Linked DNA regions of Homo sapiens: regions 1, 2, 3, 4, 5 and 6 are each linked to region 7. The links are chromatin loops, found by intact Hi-C in ENCODE. Cell type or tissue: CD4-positive, alpha-beta T cell. All regions are shown on one strand.

Evidence for each region. Hi-C counts contacts between places; a loop is a spot of excess contacts. Peaks named below come from ENCODE experiments on the same cell type or tissue, not always from the same donor. Only the 100,000 strongest peaks of a DNase experiment are listed, where the experiment ranks them.
Region 1: it touches region 7 in a loop (2.8-fold over the local background); 4 of 110 quality-filtered maps call a loop at or near these places.
Region 2: it touches region 7 in a loop (4-fold over the local background); 3 of 110 quality-filtered maps call a loop at or near these places.
Region 3: it touches region 7 in a loop (4-fold over the local background); 4 of 110 quality-filtered maps call a loop at or near these places.
Region 4: it touches region 7 in a loop (4-fold over the local background); 6 of 110 quality-filtered maps call a loop at or near these places.
Region 5: a loop joins it to region 7, with 5 times the contacts of the local background. A loop is called at or near these places in 3 of 110 quality-filtered maps.
Region 6: it touches region 7 in a loop (5-fold over the local background); 7 of 110 quality-filtered maps call a loop at or near these places.

Annotation. Positions count from the first base shown.
Region 1 is chr14:97,183,656-97,187,655 of GRCh38, forward strand. No RefSeq gene overlaps it. Among named protein-coding and RNA genes, the nearest start is that of LINC02304, 31 kb to the left of the region's middle. In CD4-positive, alpha-beta T cell, CTCF peaks have their summits at 1,715 (motif pointing right) and 1,933; a DNase peak (open chromatin) is centred at 1,726.
Region 2 is chr14:99,186,854-99,190,853 of GRCh38, forward strand. The region is part of intron 3 of BCL11B (BCL11 transcription factor B); the gene reads right to left. Among named protein-coding and RNA genes, the nearest start is that of BCL11B, 83 kb to the right of the region's middle. In CD4-positive, alpha-beta T cell, CTCF peaks have their summits at 1,862 and 2,072; DNase peaks (open chromatin) are centred at 1,998 and 2,508; H3K4me3 peaks cover 4,000 bases; H3K27ac peaks cover 3,894 bases.
Region 3 is chr14:97,175,108-97,179,107 of GRCh38, forward strand. No RefSeq gene overlaps it. Among named protein-coding and RNA genes, the nearest start is that of LINC02304, 22 kb to the left of the region's middle. In CD4-positive, alpha-beta T cell, CTCF peaks have their summits at 2,048 and 2,256; a DNase peak (open chromatin) is centred at 2,104.
Region 4 is chr14:97,718,614-97,722,613 of GRCh38, forward strand. The region is part of intron 2 of LOC105370651 (a long non-coding RNA gene); the gene reads left to right. Among named protein-coding and RNA genes, the nearest start is that of LINC02291, 34 kb to the left of the region's middle. In CD4-positive, alpha-beta T cell, no CTCF peak of the experiment used is centred here; a DNase peak (open chromatin) is centred at 1,518; H3K27ac peaks cover 601 bases.
Region 5 is chr14:97,408,629-97,412,628 of GRCh38, forward strand. No RefSeq gene overlaps it. Among named protein-coding and RNA genes, the nearest start is that of LINC02325, 48 kb to the right of the region's middle. RefSeq lists an enhancer at 3,279-3,800. In CD4-positive, alpha-beta T cell, a CTCF peak has its summit at 2,192; DNase peaks (open chromatin) are centred at 643 and 693.
Region 6 is chr14:99,260,631-99,264,630 of GRCh38, forward strand. All of the region lies in intron 1 of BCL11B (BCL11 transcription factor B), which reads right to left. Among named protein-coding and RNA genes, the nearest start is that of BCL11B, 9.6 kb to the right of the region's middle. In CD4-positive, alpha-beta T cell, no CTCF peak of the experiment used is centred here; DNase peaks (open chromatin) are centred at 631 and 2,071; H3K4me3 peaks cover 4,000 bases; H3K27ac peaks cover 4,000 bases.
Region 7 is chr14:97,600,515-97,604,514 of GRCh38, forward strand. No RefSeq gene overlaps it. Among named protein-coding and RNA genes, the nearest start is that of LINC02291, 84 kb to the right of the region's middle. In CD4-positive, alpha-beta T cell, no CTCF peak of the experiment used is centred here; DNase peaks (open chromatin) are centred at 2,417 and 2,907; H3K4me3 peaks cover 1,555 bases; H3K27ac peaks cover 2,852 bases.

The DNA of each region.
Region 1 (4,000 bases), 420 kb before region 7:
CCCACCAGAAGTTCCAGATGGTGTAGATGTGCACCAGGCAAGGGGAACACTGGTGTAGCTAGGCTTTAATGACCCAGTTGAGACTAAGCTGCTTTCCCATGGGAGGAAGGCCTGCTCGAGATTCTACACACCCTAAGCTAGACTTCTAGTTTAAGGAGGACTGAAGTCTTCAATCATATCACTTTAAATATACAATGACAAGTCACTTTGGAGAGTCACAAATGTTTTGAGCTGGAAAGAATATTTGAAATTGGGTAGTTAACTGCTCCCATCCCATATCCCAGAGGCGGGAAATTGGGTGCAGGCTGTGGAAATGACTTTGTTAAGCATACACGTCTCCTAATGGCAGGAGGCTAGAACCCAGGGAATCCTATCATGTCATTGATCGAGAATTTGGGTTACGAAGGATTTGTGGTTCCATGGGTTCATTCAGTCTTTCTGACAGAAAGACTGCATCTTTCTGCATCTTATCTGATGCAGATAGAACAGCAATGACTATTCCTGTGTAATTATGAGCAAAGTAAAGCTGCGGGGTTTGTTCTCATAGCTAGTAAGTTGCAATGCTGGGACTAGAATCCAGATCTCAGGACACCCAGACCAACATAGTTTCTACTTAGAATAACCACCCCTCTGGAATTTCAGAAAGAAAATTCTGTGTGCATTTCATTATGATTATATGGCATAACCCTCCTATAAGTTAATGAATCTTTAAAGGGTACAATCAAGAATGAATGAGTTGATTGATAAATGAGCAAATGGTTGCATAAATGAATGAATTGGTTAAATTCTGGGAGAAATAAAATAGATATTCTCATTAAAATTTCAATTGACCTATTAAATGCAGGATCCCCTGGGTCCTCTCTTTCTAGCTGACCTACAAAGCAATGAGGAAATGTTATTGTAGAAATGCCAAATTCTATCCACATTCTCCACTTATTCTTCTCATTCTAGTCTCTTTAAGACAGAATTTCAAGTATAAGCTAACCAGGGGCCTCCCCTCACCCCCCTCATAATTATTATATTATTATATGAGAGATTTGTGGAATTATAGCATCTCTTTTTTGGAAGGAACAGAAGAGAGCTTTCCTTCTGAAGAGAGAAAAGGAAAATGGTTGGTACAGTCCAAAAAGCCTAAGACTTGGGAGTCTCTAGTTATGTGAAAGGATTTAAGAAAATAATATATATTTTTAATGATTCCTCACTCAAAGAAGATACTTGGTTGATTTTAATTGGAGGACTTATGTTCTTCCAAGTCATTAGAGCCAGAGCCCTTAGCTTCACAACTTTGGTATCTTGCAAAAGCGTTTTGAAGTTTATCTTGTGCACTCCAATTCTTAATCTTTTGAATGTCACCTCCTTCGTGAAGCCTTCTCTGATAGCTTCCTTTCCTTTGTCCAGATCAAATAATCACTCTCTACTCTGCACCCTTCTTGAACCCTCTACATTCTTTAATAATTGCAGTGTTTTCCAGAGGTACCCATAAAGGTCCCTCAGTGGCAAACAACAGAACCTAACTCTGGATGACTTTTGCAGAAAAAAGTTAATTTGGACGTTTGAAAGTCAGAAGGAAGGCTGAACAATTAGAATTTGAGAGGATGAGAACTGGACCAACCACCACTGTCGGAATGCATAAGTTTTGTTCATTTTCTTTCCTGTGTCATTCCACTCCGGATTGTCTGAGCTTGTGTACGCCACCTGCCCTTTTCTTGGCCAGAAGATGGCAGAGTTCCTCAACTGACCCGACCCTCCCATCCAAATCTATCTGCTGTTTCTAGAAGATGGGGATGGGTAAAGTGAGAGAGAGGTTCACAGTCCCACCCCCATGGTGTTAATTGTTGACATATGTGTTTGTCCTCTAACCCCGCAAGACTCTGAACATCTTGAAAGCAGGAACTGTGTTTTCTTCAGATGTTCAATTCATGTGAGTCAACATCTCAATGGTGTCAAGGTAATACAAAGAGTATGGCCAAAGAAGGTAGACAGGGCTACTGCCTACCAGATGCAAATGTCTTTTCCAGCCATCTCTGAGAGATTCTCTATGAACACAGATCTGACACCCTTAAGAAGAATCTAAAAGAGCAGCACTGAGCTAATATATTCCATCTTCCTTCAGGTTCTTTTTAGGGGGAGATATAGGATGGCGATAACCTAATGCGACATCTTTTTGTTTCTAGAAGAACTCTGGTAAGTGATGAATGGATGTTAGGGTTTCCAGAACTACCAGAACTAGGTTTCCTTTTCTTTTTTCCTTCCTGCTGCTGAGAATTTATTTCTGGTAGTCATTAAAATTCTGCTCCTACCATTTGTAACAAATGATAGAAAGCACTAGGTACAGTATGTGGAGTATATGTTTATGAAAACGAGAGACGAGTACCTTCCAACACTTTGGGATTTTATGAATGATTTACATCAGGTGCTAAAGTTCACAAATGAAACGTGCGGGAAGCAGATGCTTCGCTTCTTGACTGCATCGTGCCTGCCCATACTGATGGGGAATTGAAAACAGTGAGGTCTCATAAATCAACAAAATCTATTTTTGTGCCTCTTGATCTCCACTCTGAACATCCATATAATACCCAAACAAATGTGCTGAAATTAGTTCCTCAAGAAGCCCTTTATGTTTAGTAACAGTGTGGACATGTTAATAAAAAGAAGAGAGGAATAAAAGTGGACTGGTGGGGGGAGAGGGAAGGCACGGGGATGTGAGTGAAAGAAAACCAAACCTCAGAGTAGATGAACTCTTCCAGAACACTTATTTTTGGAGAATGGGAAAGGAAGTGTGGTGCTGTGCAGAACAGATGAGGAGGACCCGCTCTGGCCATCCTGGGGCTTCCCTAATTTGGAAAGAGAGTTGATCCGGGTAAAGGAGCGTTGTTGAATTGCAAATGAAAAAGAACTCACATCTGGAAATGAACTTTAGTTGGCAATTGGAAAATCATGGAAAGATACTTGTAAGGAAGACAGGGAGCTGATGTTTTGTACTTTTTTCTCCTCTCTCTCTCTTTCTCATTGTTTCTTTCTTTCCTTCCTTTCTTTTTTTCCTCCCTCCCTCCTCCCATCTGCCCCTCCCCTCTCCTCCCCTCTCTTTCTTTTCCCTTCCCCTCCCTCCCTCCCTCCCTCTCTCCCTTCCTTCCTTCCTTGTTCCCTCCCTCCCTCCCTTCCTTCCTTGTAAAATATGGTCTTATAGGAAACATGGTGACTCTGTACAAGAAAAAAGTAGAGCTTTCTTCAGAGTTCTATGCTGGGCCAGGCTCTGTGGAGTAATACACACGATTGTTTTTCTCATCTTGGTATCTCTGCCCCCATCCTGGCTCCAATTCTTTGAGTTTCTCCTCTGATTATTATAAAAAGTCTAGTCTATCACCCTAAATTTGCACTTTAGCATCTTACATGTCTCTTTCATTGTTTCATGTTTTATCGAATCAGTAGAATTTCCAATTTCTTAAAGGCAGAGACTTTGGGGCAGATAATTTGTTATTTCTTTTTTTATTATACTTTAAGTTTTAGGGTACATGTGCACAATGTGCAGGTTTGTTACATATATATACATGTGCCATGTTGGTGTGCTGCACCCATTAACTCATCATTTAACATTAGGTATATCTCCTAACGCTATCCCTCCCCCCTTCCCCCACCCCACAACAGGCCCCGACGTGTGATGCTCCCCTTCCTGTGTCCATGTGTTCTCATTGTTCAATTCCCACCTATGAGTGAGAACATGCGGTGTTTGGTTTTTTTGTCCTTGCGATAGTTTGCTGAGAATGATGGTTTCCAGCTTCATCCATGTCCCTACAAAGGACATGAACTCATCCTTTTTTATGGCTGCATAGTATTCCATGGTGTATATGTGCCACATTTTCTTAATACAGTCTGTCATTGTTGGACATTTGGGTTGGTTCCAAGTCTTTGCTATTGTGAATAGTGCCGCAGTAAACATACGTGTGCATGTGTCTTTATAGTAGAATGATTTATAATCCTTTGGGTATATACCCAGTAATGG
Region 2 (4,000 bases), 1.6 Mb after region 7:
CCCAAGCTGCTTTCCATAAGGTATAAAGGAATGAAACTTAAAATCCAGTCTATGAAGATCACTAGCAAGGAAGGTGGCTTCTAGGTTACCCTCTCCGGCAGGAGTTAAACGATTCCAGCAAGCCTCACATCTGAATACCCTAGGCCTGTGAATCCACCTTCAGAAACAAGACAGTCCAGGCTGTCGGTGGAACAGGGAAGTATTAAAACTGAACTATGGCTGCATGCACCCGAGATTTCCCAAAACAGTCTGTGTTTCAACCGTTCAATTCTTTGGTTAGCCCAGGTGTGCAGTTTCAGGCTCAGGAAACAGCCACCCAACCCCAAAATAAAGCAACATTGCCAGCCGCAGGGGTATCATGGCACAGGGTGAAAACAGTGGTGTTTGTCAGTAAGATGGAAGAGCCGGGGCAGGACGCACAGAGCAATTTTCCATGTGGCAAGTCATCTGCAGCATTTGTGAAAAGCTACAGCACATTCCTAGAGGTTGTCTTTAGAGGTCCCGCCTTCGGATAAGGCACAGAAATCCACTGGAAATAATAAAGAATGCGTTGTCAGAGTCCCTTGAAATCTGCTTTCTGTGAACTTCCCTGAAAAGGGCCTACGCTGTTCCAGTGGGTTTTGGTGGGCCGATAGCTGAGCTCACTTTGATGGTGACGTTCCCCCACGCCGCCCAACATGAGAGTTTTCTGAAAGGATTCTAGAACTCTGGGGACAGGAATTTTGCAGAGAATGTGAAAGAGAAGCACAGAGCAAACCATCCTTATCATTTAATGGACAAATAAAGAGGGAGTTAGGAGATAAACAGGCAAAAAAAAAAAAAAGGCCAGGAGTCGGCTGCAGGTGTGTGAGCGGGGATCAGTGTGTAGCTGTTTCTCACTCACACGTGGGATCTCAGTCTCCCCAGAAGCACCCCATGCAGGCCTTCCTCCTCCTCCTCCTGGAGACAGGAAGTCTCCCCTCTCCATAATTCAAGACTTCCTTCACCAGGCAAGCCTCCATCTTTCCTTTCTTTAAATCCACAAAAAATCTCGACATTCCACCCCAAGAAGTATGGCAGAGCAGTAAATCTCATTTTAATGGAGTGTACGTTTAGCTCCAAGGAGATAATTGACGTTATGGAGAGCCTCGATACCGAGTTATATAGGTTAGCTAATGCAGAGGGGACTCATTACTGACACACTACAAACAAGTAGTAATATATGTATATTGTTCTGAGTGGCGTTAGAGCAAAAGTGTTCCGGTCTGCGGGGATTGATAAAGCACAAGAAAACAGCAGATATGCACTTGTAAATTTGTCTCATTTGTCTCTGAAGTTAAAGGTTATTCCCTTGTTCTGAATTTGTAATAAAAACATGCTAGCCCAGGGTTTGTGGAGAATGTTTGAATATTTAAATTGTGTATAATGATAGGCAATTATAGGGTAAAAAACTGGACCTTATGAATGGGGGGAACACTGTTTGGATCACCAAGTGTTTTCTTTTATCTTTAATGCATTTTGCAAGTAATTTCCCCCCAGTGGGGTTCAGAGACCATTACCCAGTCCCACAACCACTAACCAGTAACTAACCAAGCTTGGGTTTGCCCGGGTGGATAGGCTCTTTTCCTTCTTTTTTCTTTTCCTTTCTTTTGTTAGTTTTGTTTCCTTCGATATGCAGAATACATCTCTCCAACCAATGGCTGGCCTGGGGCTGGGGCTGGGGCTGGGGCTGGGGCTGGGGCTGGGGCTGGGGCTAGGGCTGAGGCTGAAACCGTGGCCTCTGTCCCCAGCAGGTCAGTTCGTCTTTCTGGGGAAGGACAAGGCTGGCCATAGGGAGAGGTCTGAGGGGCAGGGTGTGAATTTCCTCTGCCCCCCACAGTGGGCTCCCTTCTCCCCAACCCTCTCCCGGGAGGAGGGCCAGGGGCTGGTGGGGAGCCCCAGCTGTACCACCGGCTTGGGGCGGGGGGTGGCGCTGCGGCTCCCGCGGCTGGAGCCCAGGTGCCCGCCTGGCCGAGTCTGCTGTCGGCCCAGGTTAACCAACTGCAGTGCTAGAGTAACTCCAGCCAGCTTGTCACCGAGCACAAAAGTCATCAGCCAGTGAATGTTCTTTTCTGCACCACAATTAAGACGAATCAATACGACGTGCCACAAATGGTATTTTACTCTCAATAAGAACTCGAGCTGAGTTTATTCAGAATATTTTAGCGCTTCCCCGGGGGATTTTGGGCCGACGCAGATGGCAAATAAAGTACTCAGCCTAAGGCTACAGCACATTATGGTAATTCTAATGTCAGATGTACTTTAATATACAGCTCTATTTAATCACCCCATTATTTCACATTTCCATATGAAAAACCTGCGGCACTTCTGCGGCGCTTTGCCTCTGCCACCGTGCCAAGCTTCCTCCAGCCGCTGCTGGCTGCCGGGACGTGGTCATCTCGCCAGGCACAGCCTGACACCACCGAAGTTTCCGGGTGCCCGGATGCACAGCCGAGCTGCCTGGTGCCGCTAGAACATCAGAGGACTCTAAGATGCACCGAACGCCACCATGGGCGGTTATGGAAGAGAAAAGCTGCACGCACACTACATGCACACACACATGCAAGTTCACAATAAAATGCAGGGGGATGTGTGTCCACGTGGGCACACACGCACACCCACACACACAGTGTGCAGGAGAGAAACTAATGTCGACAAGGAGTTACACCCACGCTCCTAACACGGCCCTCTCCAGACACCAACACCCCAGCATGGCGGCTACTGGGTCAGCAGCTGGATCCAATCACAACGCTGGCTCCAGCCTGCGGCCCCAGCAGCTGTGCCCATTGGTTCTCCCAGGACTGCCCCCCACCCCATGAGGGCAGGATAAAGGCATCATCCACACCAAGGGGCAGAAGGAGGCCAGGCTGATGACAAAGCCAGAGGGGAGTGCACGAGGTAGAGCGGGGGATGAGAAGGGCTGGGAAACTGCTGCCCACACTGTGTGGGAGCACCTGGAGCAAGAAGGCCCCCAAGATGACCCTTATCGGGGACTATGGGCACTAGGGAATTGAAGCCTAGAGGTCCAGGCCCAGGGGAGGTGGAGTTCTGTGAATTCCAAGTGGCAGGAGCACCTCAAGGCTGGCTGGGCTGGCCCGCAGAAGCAGGGGTGTGGGCCGAGCCCAGGAAATCACTCTCAAGGCACTCCAAGAAGCCCAGCACAGCACCTGCTGACAATCCAATTCTAGATTTCCCAAAGACAGGTTTTGCTGATGGATGCAATGACACCTGGCACCCGACCCTACTGGGTGTCCCAATAATGAGCCAACACTTAAAGCCACATAACATGATTCACAGAAACAGTTACAGCATATGTCTTTAAAACAAGGCACTTGGGCCAGGCGCGGTGGCTCACGCCTGTAATCCCAGCACTTTGGGAGGCCAAAGCGGGCAGATCACGAGGTCAGGAGATCAAGACCATCTTGGCTAATACAGTGAAACCCCGTCTCTACTAAAAATACAAAAAAACTAGCCAGGCGTGGTGGCATGCGCCTGTAGTCCCAGCTACCTGGGGGTTGAGGCAGGAGAATCGCTTGAACCCGGGAAGTGGAGGTTGCAGTGAGCCGAGATGGCACCATTGCACTCCAGCCTGGGCGACAGAGCGAGACTTCGTCTCAAATAGAAATAAATAAATACTAATTTTTTTAAAAAGGCACTTGTCTGTGCCTTTGTTTTGTTTTGTTTTTTTAGTGAAGTCCCATTCCTAACAATGGGGAAAAAAATCTCTAAGGGAAGGAGGGAAGAGGAAGGAAGGAAAGGAGGGAGGAAGGGCAGTAAAACTGAGAAAGTTCCAACACACACTGCCAAAACCACTGGCAAATTTCTCAAAAGCATCCATTCACCAATAAGGCTATCAGTAAGCTAATTCTAGAAAGAAGAATTGTTCTAAAGCTCGGCATGGCAAATATTTCAGAGAAAAACTGCTCGACTGTTTGAAGGTACAGATGTCTGACCTACCTGGCCATTCCAACTCCTACAGGTG
Region 3 (4,000 bases), 430 kb before region 7:
TGTGGGATCTGGAGTCAGGTTGCCTTGGTTCAAATCCCAGTTCTGACTTTTCCGAGACTCAGTTTCTTTATCTGTAAAATGGGGATAATAATAAAACCTGCCCTTAGTGTAAGTACTTATGCAAGGTGTCCGTGCTTACCCTGTGCCTGGAAACTACTCAGTGCTCACTATAGATTTCACTGGGCACTCATCCCATTCTGCCTTATACACAGATAGCCACTGACGTACATGGCTTCTCTCCCCAGTGGAGTTCAGGTGCCTCGTCGAAGGAAAAGATGACTTATATAAGTTTACAAATAGTAGATGTTCAATAAGTGTGCTTAATGAATAAATAGGTATCCCCTAACGGTAGTGTATCTGTATTTGAGGAACGTAGAAGGTTTCTCTCTGTATAATAATGTAGAAGTCTAATTATTCTATTTCTGTTGCACTTCTATAATAGGGAGGACATTTAGTGTCCCTGGGTGCCTGGCACTGAGCTAAGTGCTTTTCAAAGAATCCTATGAGATAAGCACTCTTATTAACATCCCATATGCTGGTTCATTCATTAGAGTAATGCTAGAAAAGACCCCAAAAGGATATTTTCAAATCACCTAAGAGTTTCATGTGGGTGTCTGTGCCCAGGGACAGCTTCCTCCATACAGTGATTCAGGGACTCAGGCTTCTCCCCTTGCGTGGCTCCATCAGAAAGGTGAGAGTGGGCAGGGAAGAGGCAACCGCGTTTTCTAAAAGCTTGCACTGAAATTAACAAAGATCAGTGAGGAAAATCAATGACCACACCTTGAAACCTGGGCAGAAGGGTGCTGGGAAACATGGACTGGGGTTGGGCAGCTCCTTTAGTCCTGCATAGGCACTGCTCCCTGCCAGGGATCAAGAGCCGACTCTGTGCATTTCTGTCCAGCGCCACGTCCAAGGATGTCGTGGGAAGCTAAACACCAGCCACGGTGAGAGTATTTACACCACAGCATTTAACAAAGGCTACACATCAAGGTTTTTGTTTTGTTTGTTTTCAGTGAGCTGGTTTACCAGCACCTTCCCAGTGCCAATGCAACTGAAAGAAAGGGAGAACATGAATTTTGAGACACTGGTCCTCTCTGTTAGGTACAAAATTAACCCCATTTTAAGGACGATGAGGTGGAGGCTCAGTCATGCCAACTAACTACCCTTCTCCTGGACTGCAGAACTAATGAGAGTTGAGTAGAGACGAGCTTCTGACTCTAGCTCTTACTGCCCTGCCATCTGGCCTCCCAAACCCAGAACATTTACTTGCAAGATTATTAGCAATTCTATTTTTAATGTACACACATGTTTACCCTCCCCCAAACTATTTTAGAACGATAGGGGGAAAGAGGATAATTTCTTTTTTCTGTAACGAGAGGTTTGATTAGAATTGAAGCCACTTTCTTTCCCCTTTTATCATTATTAAAAATAATTTTTTCTTTCTTTGTCTGAGAATTGCTATAGGAAACATTATTGAATAGGATCCCGCAGCTATGAGCATTGTTCCATAACTACGAAGGCCCAAACAGCATTTTTTTTCTCTCCCAGAAACTGTGGTGGCTGACTATTTTTTACTGAGTATTTTCCTAGTAAATCTCACTGCTAAATTGGCCACTTTATTCATGATGATTTCTTCAAATATATCATTCTTGTGGCACAATATGAATAATGAAGAGGAATATTTTCAAACACATAAAGGGCTCTGAATAAAACTAATGGGTGAGGCATTAAGCAAAGTCGATAGGGGCTTGAACAGTCCCCGGCATGCCTGATAAGGAGACTGGAGGTCGCATACGCCAGGGACCAGAGACTTTCATCCCTGGAGATCCTTGACCTTGACCCAGCAGTCAGGGCTAGCCTGAGCATCTGTGTCAAGTCGAGTTGGCTCTCTCAGACTTCATGCAGCCATCAGTGCACCTCTACTTAGCCTCTCTCTGAGAGGCAGGAGGATGCCCAGGTTAGAGACTTGGGCGAGGAAGCCAACCACCAGGATTCGAATCCAGACCAGCTGCTCCTGTCTGTGAAGCTTTAAGGAAGCTGACTTAACCCCTCTGCAGCTCTGTCTCCTCATCTTGAAAATAGGGACAATTATAACCACGAGAGGGCACACCTGCAACTCATAGACTGTGAAAGGCTTAAAACCCTGCGGGCAGGTTTACACGCTTTGTATCACTGCAGTGATTATTACTGTTGTTACTACCATCATCACTATAATCTACCACGTATTGGGTGCTCCTGGGGCAAGTACAGGGAGGCACTTTGGGCCCCTAAGTATTACCCTGCATGGGGCAAGTTGTTGTGGCTGATGCTTCAAATTGCCAACATTTAAAAAGGCTGGACACGTAGGAAAACAATCTACTGACTTCTCTTGGGGAAGAAATAAGTTTGCCACTGTTCTCACCTCTCTGAGGCCCTCTACCTCTGACCTCCTTCACAGTGCCTGGTTGTGTAGATATGTGAATTTGTGGTTGTGTTAGTCCATTCTCACATTGGTATAAGGAAATGTCGAAGACTGGGTAATTTATAAAGGAAAGAGGTTTAATGGACTCGCAGTTCTGCATTGCTGGGGAGACCTCAGGAAACTGACAATCACGGCGGAAGGTAAAGGGGAAGCAGGTACCTTCCTCACAGGGCAGCAGGACGGAGTGAGGGCAAGCAGGGGAAATACCAGACACGTAAAACCATCAGATCTCATGGGACTCACTCACTCACTATCATGAGAACAGCATGGGGCAACCACCCTCATGATTCAATTACCTCCCACTGGGCCCCTCTCACAACATGTGGGGATCATGGGGATTTCAATTCAAGCTGAGATTTGGGTGGGCACAAACCCAAACCATATCAGTGGCTTTTCCTTGAATAATGAAAAATAAAATGGATTTGGCTTGGTTTGGGGATCAAAAATCACTGCTGAGACAGACTGGAGGATGAGAGGCTGAATCACGGAGAAGAGCCCTGGGAAGAGGAAGGCAGTGTTATTAACAGTGTTGTCTCTGGCTTTGTGGGGTTAGGCATAAGTTAATTGCCATTGGTGCAGTACTGTCATCACACCAAAGATTCTGGCTCAGTATCTGCTTCTAAGGACAAGGGTCCCATTGGATGTCCACCCCCAGCCCACCTGGCCTGGCACCAGGGGACAGTAGATGTTTCAGAGTGAGGGAATCTATTCAGTATCCCTTATGCCCATTCAGAAACTCAGCAAACATTTTTTCATGCACCTACTATGTGTTGGGCAGAAGGTTAACTTCTATAACATTATTTTATTTAGTTAAAAATGTTCTTCATAGCCTTTAGCTGATGCTATTTTATATGATACATTTGTTATTTGCATAGGATGTCTCTCTTCTCACTTCCTCAGGACAGGGGCTCACTTTGTTCGCCGCTATATTCCCCAGTGCCGGTGTCTGGAATCAGGCTGATACCCCGTAGAACTTCTTGAACTAATGAATGAATAAATGTGTTCTCTCACACTCTTTCAGATGGGTGTTAATCTCTGTAATACCAGGTTAGGAACAGAAGTTCAAAGAGGATGAGCACAGCACAGGGGTTAGAAGCAAGGACTTCAGAGTCAGGTGGAACTGCAAGGTTTTATTTCATTTTACTTACTCTTTTTCTCTCCAAGCCTCATTCTCACACTGAAAAATAGGAATCATAGTAAACCTACCATACATAGTGGTTTTGTGAGGATTAAATTAAGTCAGAGAAATAACTTTGCTCTGTTCCTGGCATATTGGGAAATATTCAGTGATTTGCAGCCAAAATTATGACATAGAGGTAGGACTGGGTTGAGTGTAATCTCTGTTCTCTGGCTCCTTTCCCAAACACTAAGGGTCGATTCTACACAATGGTGATGAAGGAAGCAGGATGTGGCTTCAGGGACAGTCATCTTCCCTTTAAGGGTCGTGTGGGCTCATGCATGTTAACTGAACGTCTACTATGAGCCAAGCCTACAAGATCTGCAGTCACAGATACAAATGCGGCACAGCTCTTGCTTTCA
Region 4 (4,000 bases), 120 kb after region 7:
TCTCTGCTGATGGGCCCCTGAACTGCTTTCACACTTTCTCTTTTCTCTCGGATATTGCCTTTTTCTGTCTTTCACTATCAGTTGACTCCCATCCCACCCACCTGAGGAGAGGCCAGGAGATCTCACTTTTTCTCCTCTCCTTTCTTTCTTCTACAAATATATTTGAATGCTACACACTATAGATGCAGAGTAAGCACAAGCCATGTCTTCACAGAGGTTAGAGTTGAACTAGAAATAGAAGCATGAGACACAATGTTATTGGGAAGTACAGGACACTAAGGGGCAGAGAACAGGGTGGCTTAATGCATGCCTGGTGGGGTGGAGGCTAATCCAAGATTTCTCTGAGTCAATGATCTTGAATGGAGACAAGACAAACACATTGGGTTTACTTACCTCTTGGATAGTTTCTCTGCAGTTTTTCTTCCTGTTTAATCTTGGAACTTCAAAGCTAGCATTTTACTGTGACAAATCTGAATTCTTAGAAGAGACTTTGCTGAAACAAAGTATCAGAGACTGGATGGCTTATAAACAACAGACATTTATGTCTCACAATTTGGAAATTAGAAGTCTGAGGTCAGAGTGCCAGCAGGATTGGGTTCTGGTTGAGGGAGCTCCTCCAGGTTGCAGACAGCCAGCTTCTCACTGTATCTTCACATGGCAGAAGAGAGCTCTCTGCATTCTGTTTCATAAGGGCATTTATCCTACTCATTAGGGCTTCAACCTCAAGTCCTAATTCTCTACCAAAAGCCCCACCTTCTCATACTTCACAGTGGAGGTTGAGATTTCAATATACGGATTTTAGAGACATGAAAATATTCAGTCCATTGCATTCTGCCCCTGGGTCCCCCAACTTCATATTCCTCTCATAGGTAAAATACTTTTATTCCATCCTAATAGCCCTAAAATTCTTAATTCGTTCTCTTATCAACTCAAAGTCTGAAGTCCAGTCTCATCAAAATATTGTCTAAAAAAGATATGGGTGAGACTCCAGGTACAATTTATCCTGAGGTAAAATTTATCTCCATCTGTGAACCAGTGAAATTAAACAAGTTATGTGCTTGCAAAATACGATGGTAAACAGGTGTAGACAGACATTTTCATTCCAAAAGGGAAAAATAGAAAAAAAAAAAAAGTGGTGGGTTTCAAAGAAATCTAAAACCTAGTAAGTAAAGCTCCATGAAATCTTTTTTTAAAAACTTATTTTAAAATAAATTTTATTGTGTGTATTTAAGGTATACAACATGATGTTATAGAATACACATGGATAGTAAAAAGGTTACTATAGTGAAACAAGTTAATATATCCATCATCTCACCATTACCATTTTCTTTTGTTTTAGTGGCAAAAGCAGTTAAAATCTACTAATTTAGCATGAATTCGCAAAAAAGCACAATTTTATTACCTGTAGTCCTTATGTTGTACATTAGATATCTACATATGTTCATCTTACACATCTGCTACTTTGTATCTTCTGATCTACATCTCTCCATTTCCTCCCCATCATCCCCTCCCACCCCCACTCCTGGTAACCACTGTTTTGTTCTCCGTCTCTGTATCTTTGATTTTTTTTTTTTTAGATTTCACATATAAGTGAGATCATGCATTCTTCTTCTGTTTTTTTTTTTTTCCAATGTCTGTCTTATTTCATTTAGAATAATGTCCTCCAGGCTGATGTATGTTGGGGAAAATGGCAAGATCTCATTTCTGTTATTTATTTGTTTTTAAGGCTGAATAGTATTCCATTTTATATGTGCACACACACATATAAATGTGTGTGTATATATATAGTTTCTTTATCCATTCATCTGTTGACAAACACTTAGGTTGTTTCCATAGCTTGGCTATTGTTAATAAAGCTACAATAAACATGGGAGTGCAGGTCTCTTTACCTTTGGAAGGTGATCATTTTGTAACATTTTGCTTTATGCCTCGAAGAGTAGTAGCTGGATCATATGGCAGTTCGATTTTTAATTTCATTAGAAACCTCCATACTGTTTTCCATAATGGCTAAACTTATCTACACTTTCACCAACAGTCTACAAGAATTTGTTTCCTTTTCTCTTACACTTTTTCCAACATTTGTTATCTTTTGAAATCTTGATAACAGTCAATAATCCTAACGCACATGAAGTTGTATCTCATAGTGGCTTTTATTTACATTTCCCTGATGATTAATGATGTTTAGCACTTCTTAATTTATCTATTGTTCATTTTTATACCTTCTTTAGAGAAATGTCTATTTAGGTCTTTTGCCCATTTTTTTTTTAAAATTGGGTTATTTGGCTTTCTATTATTGAGTTGTATGATATTAACCTCTTATCAGATATATGGTTTGCAAATATTATTTTTTGACATGTAGTTTGCCATTTCATTTTTTTTTTCTGTGCAGAAGCTTTTAGTCTGTTATAGTCTCATTTATTTATTTTTGCTTTTACGGCCTGAGCTTTTGGTGTGATATCCAAAAAATCATTGCCAAGGCCAATGTCTAGGAGCTTTCCCTTTATGTTCTATTCTAGAAATTTTATAGTTTCTGATCTTACTTTTGGGCCTTTCATCCATGGTGTAAACTAAGGGTCTAATTTTATTCTTTTGAATATGAAAATACAGTTTTTCCCAGCACAATTTATTGAAGAGACTATTATTTTCTCATTATGTCCTCTTGGTGCCTTTGTCAAAAATTAGTTGACTATATATGTTCGGGTGTATTTCTGGGCTCTGTATTCTATTCCTTTGGTCTATGGGTTTGTTTCTATGCCAGTACCATACTTTTTTGTTTAGTATAGCTTTGTAATATAATTTTAAATCAACAAGTAAAATGTTTTCAACTTTTTTTTCCCTCAGAGCTGAAACCTAATATTTCTGGAGGCTGGAAGTCTGAGATCCACATGCTCCCAAAGGACCCACTTCCTAAAATCATTACTTTGGAGTCTAGGATCTCAACATATGAACTTTGGGGGATGGGGACAGAAACATTCGGTCCATTGCAGAGGAAGAGCCTGTGTTAATATGAAAGAGTCAGAAAAACTTCTTTGAAAAGCCAATCCTTTGCTTTCTGAGGGTGAGTGAAGATTAAGCAGAAGGAGCAGTTTAAGGCAGCAGGAAATGCTAGGGTGAAGACTCTTGAAGGAAAAAATGAAGGCCAGTCAGTGTGGCTGGAGTGAAAAAATCCAGGAAGATACTGCACAAGTTGACGCTAGTGAGGAGGCATGGCCATGGTGAGGGTTTTGGCCTTTATTGTAAGGATGAAGGGAAGACACTGAGAGGTTTAAGAAGGGGCAGAATGGAACAGACAACAGGACTGTCAGGGAACATCCATTTTAACAATATCACCTTGCTGCCATGTGGAGAATTGATTGAAAGAGGGCCACGGTGTGTGGGAGACTCACTGCGAGCACCTCACATTAATCCAGACATGATGGCAGCTTGAACTAGGATATTAGCTGAAGAAAGGGAGAAAAATAGATGACTTGAGTGATGTAGAGATATAAAGGCCATAGGAGCTGGTGATTGATTTCATATGAGCAGTGTGGCATCACAGGCATCTTCCAGGTTTATGGCTGGAGCTCTGGATGGACTGTGGTGCTGTTGAAGCCAGAACCAGACCACGTTTGTGGGAAAGACAATAAATCGAGCCAATTAGGATGGGGAGGGGTGTTCAATAGTGCAGAGACAAACCTTGATTGAGGAAAATATGAGAAGGCTACATTTAGGAGGCAGGATTTGAACCAGGCCTTCAATACATCCAGAAATCAGAGCCAGGCATAGTGGGGAAATTGCAGGGGAAGTGAGGTTCCCAACAGAGGGAGCACCCAGAGCCTTATGGGGGATCTTGGCATTTTTATTCCATTTTTGTTTTAAGTAAACTTTGCATTGAAGTTCAGCATACCTATAGAAAAGTGCACAATTTATAAAAATACAAATCTATAAAAATTTAAGAAAACATATCATCCAGTTTCTTTGGGAAGGGGTTCATTTTTTTCCCCTAATTTTCTATTTTAAC
Region 5 (4,000 bases), 190 kb before region 7:
TTCCTTAAGACCAAAGAACAGATAACAGGCTGATAGCATGCTGATTTTGTTTTTTTATCTTCCACTTCCTACCTAGGACAGTGCAAGTAAAGAGTCAGCCCTCAAGAAAACAGAACAAAAAAGCAAGTCACTGGGCTGTGCACATTTAGTAAGCTCCACTGGTACCAAATGCTTGTAGGTTAATGAATTAGGAACATCAGTTTTCTTGGTGCAAATATGCTCCCAGCTTAGTTAAGAGGTTCTTCAGTTTGAATTTGTTTGGATGAAAACAAGATGGTTCCAAATTTCTGTGTAAATCTGAAACCAGACAAGTTTCACACAGTTGCACATTTCAAAAAAAAAAAAAAAAAAAAAGTTCTGCTCCCGTTTGGTAAGTATTCTGTGTATCTGAAAGGAGAAAAAAAAAAAAAAAACCTTGTAGTTTCCAATTGCAAAATGAGTCTTTATTTCCTCTCCAAAACCCTTTATGTGCCGTGAGTTGGTGAGTGTAAACCGGCTTCCTGGTGTGTGTGTGCAGCCCTGGGATGCCACAAGTCACATTTGTGACATGTCGGCTCTGGGAAATGCTGTGGAACCTGTCAGAACAATCCGTTCCACATAAATACAAAATGCTCTTTCTCACCCATGTCACCACGAACCTTTATTCAGGGCTTAAAACCCAGCTAGGCCTATATGAACAGCGTATGTTCGGAGCTTTTCCTACACACACAAACACGCACACACATACACACACATCTTTATCTTTCTGTCATTCTCTGCATTAACTACATTCTTAAAACCTGGAGGTATGCCAATCTTTTTTTTTTTTCAAAGAGGAAAAAAAATCAAAAGTTTTTGGTAATTGAAATTCATGACAAATTACAGACAGTTTTTTTCTTTCTTTTTTAGAACACCGTGTTCTTAGAAAAGTGTCTTCTTACTGAAATGAAAAAGCGTGGAAGCCGTGTGCGCCCGTGGACGTGGTTTTGTGACTCATGGCTGCCCTGGGCTGACAAGGACCAGTGTTTGATCTCTAAATCACGGGAAGACGAGTGTTGGATGTCAGGTGGTGGTGTGGTATCAGAGAAAATCGGTGGTCTTTTTGTTTTGCACCTGTGTTCTTTTGCTGTCGGCAAGGTGGGCCCAGGTAAAGCCAGCGTAGGTGAGCAAGGGGTCGCTGATTTTAATTGAGTAGTTATTCCAGTAACACCATCTATTCTGTTCACAGCCAAATGGGGTGGCCCCCTCCAATTTATCCCTCAGGCAGATTTCAAGAAAACGCTGTAGTCCAATATAATCGATGATTTCATATCCGAGAAAAGGTTTTTGTGTTTTTATTTTGTTCCAGTGTTTGCTTTAGGACTGATACTACCATTGCTTTTAATAAACTCCTTTGATACATTTTCTCCCCAGAAGAGACTTTTTTTGTTGTTGTTTTCAAGGTCACACAAAGAATATAACTTTGGTTTATTAATGGAAACCTTCTAGCTACTGGTTAATTCATTACTGCACAGTACAATTTTAAAAGTCACCAACAATGTGGTTCTTTGTCTTTAATTTCTTTGGATGTGTGGTTGTGTGTGTGCGTATGTCAGCACCTTTTTACCTTAAAGAGATACGCGAATCCCCATGAATTATTATACTTTCACTTGTTTTTGTGCCCACTTAAATTTATAGGTAAATATGTGTAAATTTGGGAAAAATATACTTTTTCCACTGTTCGAATTTCTTTCCTCAGAACTTTCCTAAGACTATAAAACTACAGCAGAGATGCTGGGGGCGCTGGGATCTGGGTGAGAGAATTGAGGCATGCACCTTGGGTGCAAAATTTAATGGAGTGCCAAAAAGGCAGTAATTAAGAAAAATGATAATTGGATGCAATGTTTAAAAAAATAAAATGAATGCACCAAAATTCACAATGAACAAAAAATTCAGATTTTAAATAAAGGCAGGATCTGATCCTGTCCACTGATTTTTAGAAGAGTGAGATGTATGTGCAGGCTTCTGATATCTCAAAGACAATTTTGGGAAACATCTTGCACAGAATCTATCATCACGGATTTTTATTTTAGGAGAAGATGTTACCTATCACCACGAGGGTAAGTTTTGACAACCGAATTTCTCCCCCTTTGCTCTTGCGGTTACTCCACAGACATTTGAGCATTCCGCGACAAAACTGTTTTCCAGTCCTGGACAAATACTTTTTATTTCTGAAAGCATCTCGCAGGGGGAGCTAGGGAGTAACACACTGCTCAAAGACGCTCTTTATAAAGGGACTTTCTGTGTCGTTTCTGGATTTTGATAGCAACTTTTGAGTAGGGCCGAGCAGCCTTTGCAGGAATGGGTGGATGGCGGCTAAGGTCATTGTCAAGGACTTGGGATCAATTAGTATGCAGATCAGAGCCAAGGAGTTCAAAGGTATTGTTCCAATTCAATCACATTAGCCAGGGCAGAGATGAACAAACAGCACGACCTTAATCACCAAGCCTTACCCATTCACTGGGTGTGTGTGTGTGTGTGAGAGAGAGAGAGAGAGACACACTAAGATCTGGCCAACCATGTGAAGATATGAGAAAGCTGACCCCCAAGCCTTATTATTTATAAAATATAATATGTACATTTCCTTCCGTGTATATTTGAGGGAGAACTTAATTGAAGGTGAACAAACTGGCTCTGTATTTCAATGCATGCCTTCACACATACACAGACACATTAAATGCCTTGCAAAAAACCAAAATCTCACTAGTATAATGCCAAGGTAAGTTCTTTTCCCTCTTACTTGCAGACAAGCCTATTCAAAATGTGCACAATTCTTTCAAGTCCCCCAAGTGAGAGGACGTGAAATTCCACATTCTAAAATACAGTATCTGCAGTCTAAATATACCTTTCAACTGTGTGGTTAGAGCTAACATGGAGATAAATGAGGAAATTTTGAATTTTTAAAACATCACAGGAAGAAGGATTTTTTCCCCCTTCTCTCTCTTCTCAAAGGAAAACCCAATTATTTTCCTGATTTGCCGATGTGATGCATTGGAATGTGGGCAAACCAGTGGCCGCTACTCATTGCCTGTGTCCTTAAAACATACAGCACGGAAGAGTAGGGACACAGATGCATAGTGTAAATACGCGGGTTCCATCTATAATTATATCTACAGCACACATGAGATACTTTTATGGTTTGGGTGGAAATGAGGAACGACAAGGGGATTAGCCTTTGACAAAATGTGACATTTAAGCAGGTTCACCTGGTTCTGGAACCCTTTGCCCTCCGAGTCGCTGTTTATCTGCGTTCACATGTAAGTTTGCTGCATCAATCTGGATAAACATTTGCTAAACCCAACAATGACTTCTATTGGAGTGGATTACCCCGGGAAGCTGTAGGCTGCACTGGGGGAGAATTCCGCCTCGGTATCTTCATTTCCATCTAAAATCAAACATGATCCGGTAACTAAGGTTTTCCGAATCCAGTCTCTGCCCCCACCTCCGGCCCTGGGAAGACAGTTAATCATAGCTGGCGAAGATGAAAGACGCGCAGGGAAACGCAACTCTAGCAGGCAAAGCTGCACCCCAGGGGGTCATGAATGCTGGGGGAGGAACCATGATTCCTTGATGCAATAACATATTGAGACACTTTCGGCTTTACACTCGCTATCAAGTAAATATAGGATATCTCACCCATGAAGGGTGATTATTGCTCCTGAAAGGAGGAAACGACTTATTAAGGTCTTGTTCAGGAGCAAAAGAAAGATAAGAATCATTATTAATAGAGAGAAACAATCTGGGATTTTCCCTATAAAAATGTATTTCCCCTTAAGACTATTTTGGCAGTGGGGTTATTATTATTATCATTATTATTCATATTGGTCTGAAATTGACTGTGCTTTCAAAGCAGTCCTAATAAGTAGAGGTTTCAAAAGATAACTTTTCCCATTGCATCTCCCGTCACATATTGTTAGTAGCGCTTTTATCTGTAATGCAAATAAAGACATTTTAAAATGTAAATCTGTTACCCAGTCCCATA
Region 6 (4,000 bases), 1.7 Mb after region 7:
TTTTCCTTTCTCTCCTCTTTTTTTTATTTTTTTATTTTTGGTAACATCTGGTATTCTTTCCTTTTTTTGGCAGTCTCTGCCTTTTCACTTTCCTCATGCAGCAGCCCTGCGAGCCCCCGTAATTGAGTTTGAAGGTGTCCAAAGCCGTTTGCTGTGCTGCAGCTCTGATTTCTGCGTCAAGTCCTAACAGCCAACCAACCTGGGAGCCAGGCCCTGTTGGCGTCCCCGAGACAGCCCCGGGATTATCCAGGCCTCCAGGGCTCAGTTCTGAGCTGGGATCTCCACGTCCCAGACCAGAGATCCAACTCACTGCCTCTAAGGGAGTCTGGGAGGAAAAGAAACAAACAAAAAATATCTCCTTCCCCTCCCACTTTCAGCGTTGAAAGTTAAACCCCTGAGATGACAGGGTGTTCACCCGATTCCAAAGAACGGGGTTTCCTCTCCCCACCACCCAGGCTGTGGCGCTGTGCCTTGGCCTGCTGTGTGCGACACTTCCCAGGAAGGTAGCAAGGTCACCCTCAACATCAGGCAGCAGAGTCACCCCCAGCCCCAAATTTCTGGGTCAGAGTAAGTGGACCAAGTGGGCCTGAAAGCTCACGTTCAAGGCCTTTGTAGACACCCCCAAAGACTGTGGTTTCACTTCCGCTGGCAGGCAGATACCAAGCTAGGCGTGTAGGGTGCCTGCATATGTGTGCATGTGTCCCTCCTTAGAACTGTATCGATAATGGAAGAAATAAAAGGAGAAAGCCAAGCCCTGGGAAGGGCAAAGTGACACCCCTCTTTCTCTGCCCTATGGACACCTGAGTCTCCCGGCTCTGCACAGCCTCAGAGAGCCAGGCCTCTGTTCTAACAGGCAGAGTGGTCCAACCTGCCACCCAGAGACGAAAAAGCACCAGGAAAAAGACCAATGAAAACAGTCTTTCAAATTCCCAGACCCTACAGGCCAGCCCCTCATGCAGCCTTGTCCAGCAAACTCGGGCCTTAAAAAAATAAAGCCAAGATGAGGTTTTCCTCTGAGATGATCTCTGCTTTCATGAAAAGCTCCCCAAGTGTCGGGCAGCCCTGCAGAATATTGCTGCTCTCAATATATTATGAGCCGAATAAAGTAGAGCAATTGCTGAAATGTTTGACTCATTAAGAGGAAAAATGAATGGATGCAGCAGACAACTTGTTCGAAAGGCAGATATCAGAGGGCTGAGGCGGATTCTGAAATGCTAAATCCTAAAGTGCAGGGACAAATCTGTATTTACACACACACACACACAAACACACGAGTTAGATTTTCTTTTACAACAAAACCACATTTTATTTACAAGGCCAGGCCTCCTCCCAGCTGGTAAATGCATTTAGAAGCAATCACAAATAATAATGGACATCGTTGTTAAGTGAAAGGGGAAGCACTTGATCCCAAGACAAACTTCCCCATGCCTCGGCTTTGCTGGGAAGGAATTTGAGTCAGAAGAAAGAAATGGAAAGACATCGTTAACACAGGCCCAGCCAAGCAGCCAACAAGCCCCCAGCAGCTGCAAGCTTTCAGCAGGGCCTTACCTGGCCAGTGACTCCCCCACACACAGGGTGCCAAGGACCCCGCCCTCCCTGGCCCATCTCTAACAACTGCCCATGCACCTGCCCTTAGGGGAACTCCAGCCGAGAGGTCTGCTGCCTGCTGTCCCCAGAGCACAGGCATGTGCGTGGCTGCCTGCACACACACATGTGCATTGCTACATACACAGTACGTGGGCTGCTGCTCCTCCTTACCCTGCATTAATTCAAATCCAACTCTCTTATCTTTAATGGCTAAGCTACAGTCCAGGAGAAACATACACAGAATTATTGTTTCAGTGATGACGGGGGTGGGAAAGGGAAGGATGTGGGGGGATGGGTCCCAGGCTCTTAAAATCGTGTGCCACCAACGTCACAACCGCCATCATGATGTGTACGCATGTTTACAAGAAATGTTCAGCATCCATCCGCCCGAGCTCTGCATCCGACTGGAGACTTTACACCTGCTTCCTACGAAGAGGGAGCTCTTGCCAGCGAGCCCATGCTTACCCATAATCTACGAAGAGATCTTTTCATCTCCTCTCCGTGAACACTTGGGGAGGGGCTGGGACTCCAGGCGACACGGAAACGCCACCACACGCACACTCGACGGAGCACAACACTTTCTGAGCTGCCATCCATTTTTAATTTATTGGATCCAAGAGAAAATAACAACCGTAGGGAGGGGGGAGGAGAAGGGTGGAGGGGGAGAGAGCAGGAATCAATTCTTGGTGGAGAAAATAATCTATGACTAGATGACGCTTAAAGGCACGACAAGAGATTTTATGAAGTTCCCCTAACGGAGGGAATAATGAAGTGCCTGGCAGAGAAGGAAATGGAGATAAGAGGGAGGCTGGTGTCAGGAGGATGTCCACAGGGGGTCTCGAAGGGTTATTAGGACACAAGTTGGGGGTGGGGACCCTGGGAAGGCACAGCCAGGCGGAGTCTGAAGCAGGAAGCAAGACCCAGATCACACCTCTCTGTCCTGACCCTCGACCCTCTCAGCAGACAGTCAGAGGAGTCCAGCCTGCTCCAGGTCAGCTCTGCACCCTCCTGACACCCTCCAAAGGCTGCCTCCCTGGAGGGACAGATACATACCACAGCCACCACCCCATGAGGTCCTGTCTGCCCCTCCTCAGCTGAGGCACACACCTCGATCGCCGTTTCTGACATGTGAGAGGGAGAGCAAGGGAAGGCGGCCGGTGCAAAACATGCTTCCCAGTGTGGGCTTCCCAGGAAAATGACCAGGGTCCCGCTGACTCCGCCAGCAGCGGAAACTTTGGGCCTGGCCTGCAGGCCAGGAGGTGGAAACTCCAGATCCGTGAAGAGGTTTTAGATGCAGGAAGAGGCTCACTCCCATACCTTCTGGTCTACAGACTCCAGGCGGGAAAGTCGAATGTTTGGGGAGGGTCTCCCTGTGTACAGATTGTTTGCAGGACTCCAGCCTAATTTTAGGATGCTTAAGCAGCTCCCTGAAAAATATCCTCAGTTGCTCTATGGAGTCCAACCGCCTTCTCTCCCCCACTGCACACACCTCTCCAGAACCCCAAAAACTGAGCCCAGGAGTCTGGGTCTCCCCAGCACAAGAGCAGAAAAAAGAATAATGCACACACCTCTCCAGAACCCCAAAAACTGAGCCCAGGAGCCTGGGTCTCCCCAGCACAAGAGCAGAAAAAAGAACAAGTGAATAAGGAAAACATACTCAGGTATATTCACAGGTCTCAGCCATTACTAAAAGGTTACAAATAAAAGTCTTGACAAATAAAATAGGCGCTTTAAAGAAAAAGAAAAGGAAAAGATTTACCACAATAGCAATCCTTCTCAACACATTTAGCAGGTTCTATAAAACTGCAAATGCCTTCAATCTTCAGAGCCACAACGGGCTCCTAACGATGTGATAAAAAAGCACTCTTTGTGGGCAAATGAAGAGATTTGTTTTTATTTAACATTATGCTTTTTTCAAAGGTGCGGAAGAAAAGAAGGGCTTCCACACAGGACACTGGACCTCAAGGCTTTAGCTGGAGGAGTTTGGATTATCTGAGGCCAACAGCAAATAGCAAGGGCAGGAGTGCTTTCGACATCTCTTTTCCAAGGTAGGAATTTAAACATGACACCGCCCCCCCCCTTTTTTTTAATTCTTAGCAGTGCATCCATTTCTGAGGCACATGTTAATCACAATAATATTGGCACTCAACTTTTCTTGAGTCATTTCTGCGTGTTGTTTTAGTAGAAAACTCATTAGAACATTTCACAAATGTATTTATTTGTATTTCAATAAAATAAGTGGAAGGGGGCCATAAAAAAGAAGTTATGTAAAAGAGAGGATTTTTTTTTTCTTTTTTTACTTTGAAGTGACTTAATTTTGTGTGGTCTGGGATTTCATTACAGTAAAATAGCTCAGGCTGGCTATTCAACACCCAAGCAAATTATCAGCTGCCACAAGAAAAAGAAAAAAGAA
Region 7 (4,000 bases):
GATACATTCAAAAGACAGCAAAATAAAGGAAAACATAGACTAAAAAATGCAAAAAGTATTCATAATACATATAATTGAAGTTATATATATTGGTTAGTATACAAGATAAATAAAGAACTTCTATAAACCTATCAGATAATTTCAAGTGACCTAATAGAAACATGGGCAAAAGGCTTGAACAGGCACTTCACAAAACAGGGAACTCAAATGGCCAATGACAGAGGAAGAGGTGTGTGATCCCATTGATAAACAGGAAAATGCAAACTAAAACCATGATGAGTTACTATATTACACTCACCAGATGGCCAAAAATTATATCTAACAGTAAGAACTTATGGCGATAATAGCAATGAGACTGTGACATTTCTTAAGAGAGTGTAAATTGGTGCAATCACTTTGGATAACAATATGCCATTATCTAATAACATTGAAAATGCACAGATCTTCTGTCTCAGCATTTCCCTGCTTAGGTGTACACCCCTAGAGAATCTCCTCTACATGTACATCTGGAGACAGGGAGAAGAATGAGTCCAGAGAAGTTTGTTGTAGTAAAACACTGGAAACAGCCCAAATGTACACGAGTAATAGAATATTTAGGTACATTCTGACATAGTCACACAAAAGAATATTGTTCAGCTATGAAAATAAATGAAGCACAGGTACATATAACAACACAGGCAAATCTCAGAAACATAATATGGAGCCCCAAATCCAAAACAAACAGGCAACAACAACTGCAAAATAGCGCACATTGTCAAGAGAATTCGTTCAGCATGATTCCATTTATATAAGGTTTAGAAACATGCAACACTGCAAACAATAATTTTCAGGAATACAAACAAATGGAGAAGCTATAAAGAAAATGAGAGTGTGGGAAACACGACGAGGGAAGGAGCCAGGATGGGGGAGGGAGGAGCATAAGGTTCTAATTCTTAAATTGGGTTACACAGGTGTTTTCTTGTATTTTTAATTTTTGTGCCTTATATATATTTTAGAAGAATTTGTGTATGAATTCAATCATTTATAAAAAAGAATTTTATGTATATTTATAATATAGTTAAAAAGCAGACATATGTGTAGCTGATGATGGGAATTATTCCAACGTTGATGAATATGCTGTCAATGTGGGTAAGAGAGATCACTTGGATCTTAGGCATTTTGAAAGACTTCATGGAGAAATGAAGGTTTAAAAGAGGTCCAAGTTTTGTTGAGGTGAATTTCATCCATGGTGAGGATGAAATTCCAGCTTTGGCAAGGGAGCAGAAAGTGCAGCTTTTAAAGTAGGGAGGGTGGACTTTGAATACATTAGTACCTTAAAAATGGCATTTCAGAGTAATTGGAGTTCGGCCAGTCTAAGAATAGGTAAGCAATAGATGGTACGCCATGTCATGTAAGTCTCCATGTGATACTGTGGTTAATAGTGACCTTGAGTTTGAGCCCTCTGCCAACTTTGTAGCTGTTTGACCTTGGAGGAGTCATTTTATTACCTTGAGCCTCAGTGACTTCTTCCACATGATGGAGATAAGAACTATGCATACCCCACAGTGTTGCTTTGAGGGTTAAATCAAGGAATGCATATAATGTACCTTGAATAGACTGATCGACACTGAATGTTGACCACTGTTTTATGATGTGGTTGAGGTTCCTACTAGGAATGACAGATAGAAAGGACAAGAAATGCCAGGATACACAGGTGTGAGGATCCAAGTGAGACAGGAGGGACATCTTGTTTTGGGAACCAGAGCCTCGGCCAACTGGAGCACTGTGGACCTGAAAAGACAGGGGATGAGAAGAGGATGAGAGGGGGGAGTAGGAGTCAGATCGCGGAAGGCTTTCTGTGCCATGCCAGAAATCTTGAACATGATTTGCAAATGATGAAGGCAATACCTGAAGGGTATTCGGCAGGAGAGTAGCACTCTCATGTGGGGAATGAGTATGATCTGAAATCTAAGCCGTGTGCCTTTGGGGCTGCATCCGCCCAAGTGACCATTTTATTGTTAGAAAGATCCTTCTGGCTGCCTCCTTGTGGAGAGTGGCTTGGAGGGGGCCAGATGGGGACTGATCAGACAGTCATGTGGAAGGCTGCCACTGCTATCCCTGCACAAGTTATGAGAAGGTCCTACACTAGGGTGGGGCCAGGAAGGAATATGAGCAACACAAAAGCGGCATCTCTGACAGGATCTCTCGGGGGTGGCTTAGTCTCAGAGCTTATTTTAAATGCCAAAAGGGAAATGGGAGCGGCATAGGGGGTGGGGTGGTGGGGAGGAAGGAGAGCTCAGATCTTATCTGGACTCTTGGGCTGTCATCGGAGCTGCTCAGAGCAGGTGCTTCAAAGCCTTTGGCTTTCCCCTGCATTCGGGCCCATGTCGGGTACACACACAAAGTGGGCATGCATTATTCAGGTGGCATCACATCCTCTGTGCAGCTCATCAGAGCTTGCTGCTTCGGGCCCTCCTTCCCCAAAAGCCCATTGTTAAGAATTATAAACAAACAGGATGGACGCCTCTACAGTCACTACACTGGTGCTGCCGGCGGGATCTGCAGTCATAACAGGAAATCGTGCACTTGCTGCAGAAAGATTTTTTTCTAAGAGGCAGCATGAATGTCATTGACCTAAATTCTAGTGCCCTAGCCTATACCTGCAGAACTTTTCAGCAAAGAAATGTCAGTGAGAGGCAGATTAAAAGGGTCTCTAACTATTTCTTTCTTTTTGCTTTATGAGTATCCATTGCCATGAATATCTAGTGACCCTGAAACCTACTTCCAACTTTGCAATCAGCTCCCCAAAGGTTGACTTAAAGATACAGATAAAAATGATGAGGGGGTATGGATAGAGCAGAAGGTGCTGGCTTTCTACTAGTGGAGGCTGATGTCATCTGTGCCGCAACCGAGAGTAGTGATAGTGGCACCCAGTCCCACCCTACAGGGACCTGCCCGACTACAGGGCTGAAAGGACAGTGCAAGGGACTTCAATCTTTCAGATCAATTACTAGTTGTTCTAAAGGACTGTGGCAATACAAATTAGGTCAGCATCATTTTCTCCTTTACAGATAAGCTCATCTAGATGCAGTAGCCAAATGAATTGCCCAAGATTTGGAGCTCAGAGAGTTTGCTCAGCTGGCCCCTTTTCCTCTCACTCCAAGAATGCATCATCTTAGCATCTCACTCATTCGTTTATTAATTCACTAACTCGCTAAGTATTTGTAGAGTGCCTACTACATTCATGCATGGCGCTGGATGCTCAAGATGCAGCACTTAATACACTGTAATCCCTGTCTGTAAAATGGTCGTAGTCAAGTAAGAGCAGATAAGTTAGCTACTAGATGGGACACAATGTAAAAAGTGCTGCAACGGAGTTGTTAAGGGATTCCAGAGTAGCCTCCCTTAGCCCAGGCTGGGGTATTCAGAAAAGGCTTCCTGGAAGAGGGGGCATGGATGTTGGTCCATAAAGGGAATAATCTGGATTTAGCAACAGGAAAGAGGAAGAAGGATGTTCTGCCAGAGGCATTTGTAATGTCAGTTGGATTGGAAATAGCAGAGCTCTGGCCAGCAATCATTAATTTCACTTGGGTTAGGGGAAGCGCATACCATTGGGTGTGGCAAGAGCTATTAACAATGGTGGGTAACAAGCTAAACGGATATGAGAGGTGTTGTAACCACTCCATCTAAATAGTTAAATCGAAAGAACAATTCTATAAAGTAGTCACTAGGAATCTCTTTTAAGATTTAGGAAACTGAGGCTTGTAGAGCTGAAGTGACTTGCAGGGTCACATGGCGAGGCAAGTGAGAAAAAGATTTTAAAATTTTGGCCCTAAAGTCTGGCCAGAGCCTCTTTTGGTGCAGAAGTTCTGATTCCTCTTCTTTTATCTCATCATCCAGAGAATAACCAACCTGGAATATGTGTAAGTTTCTGTCTGAGCACTGGTATCATTGCAGTGGCCTCCTCCCTTTGCTCCTGGGAAGGGGCTGCCACTGGACAAAGCATGGGACATTGGCACAG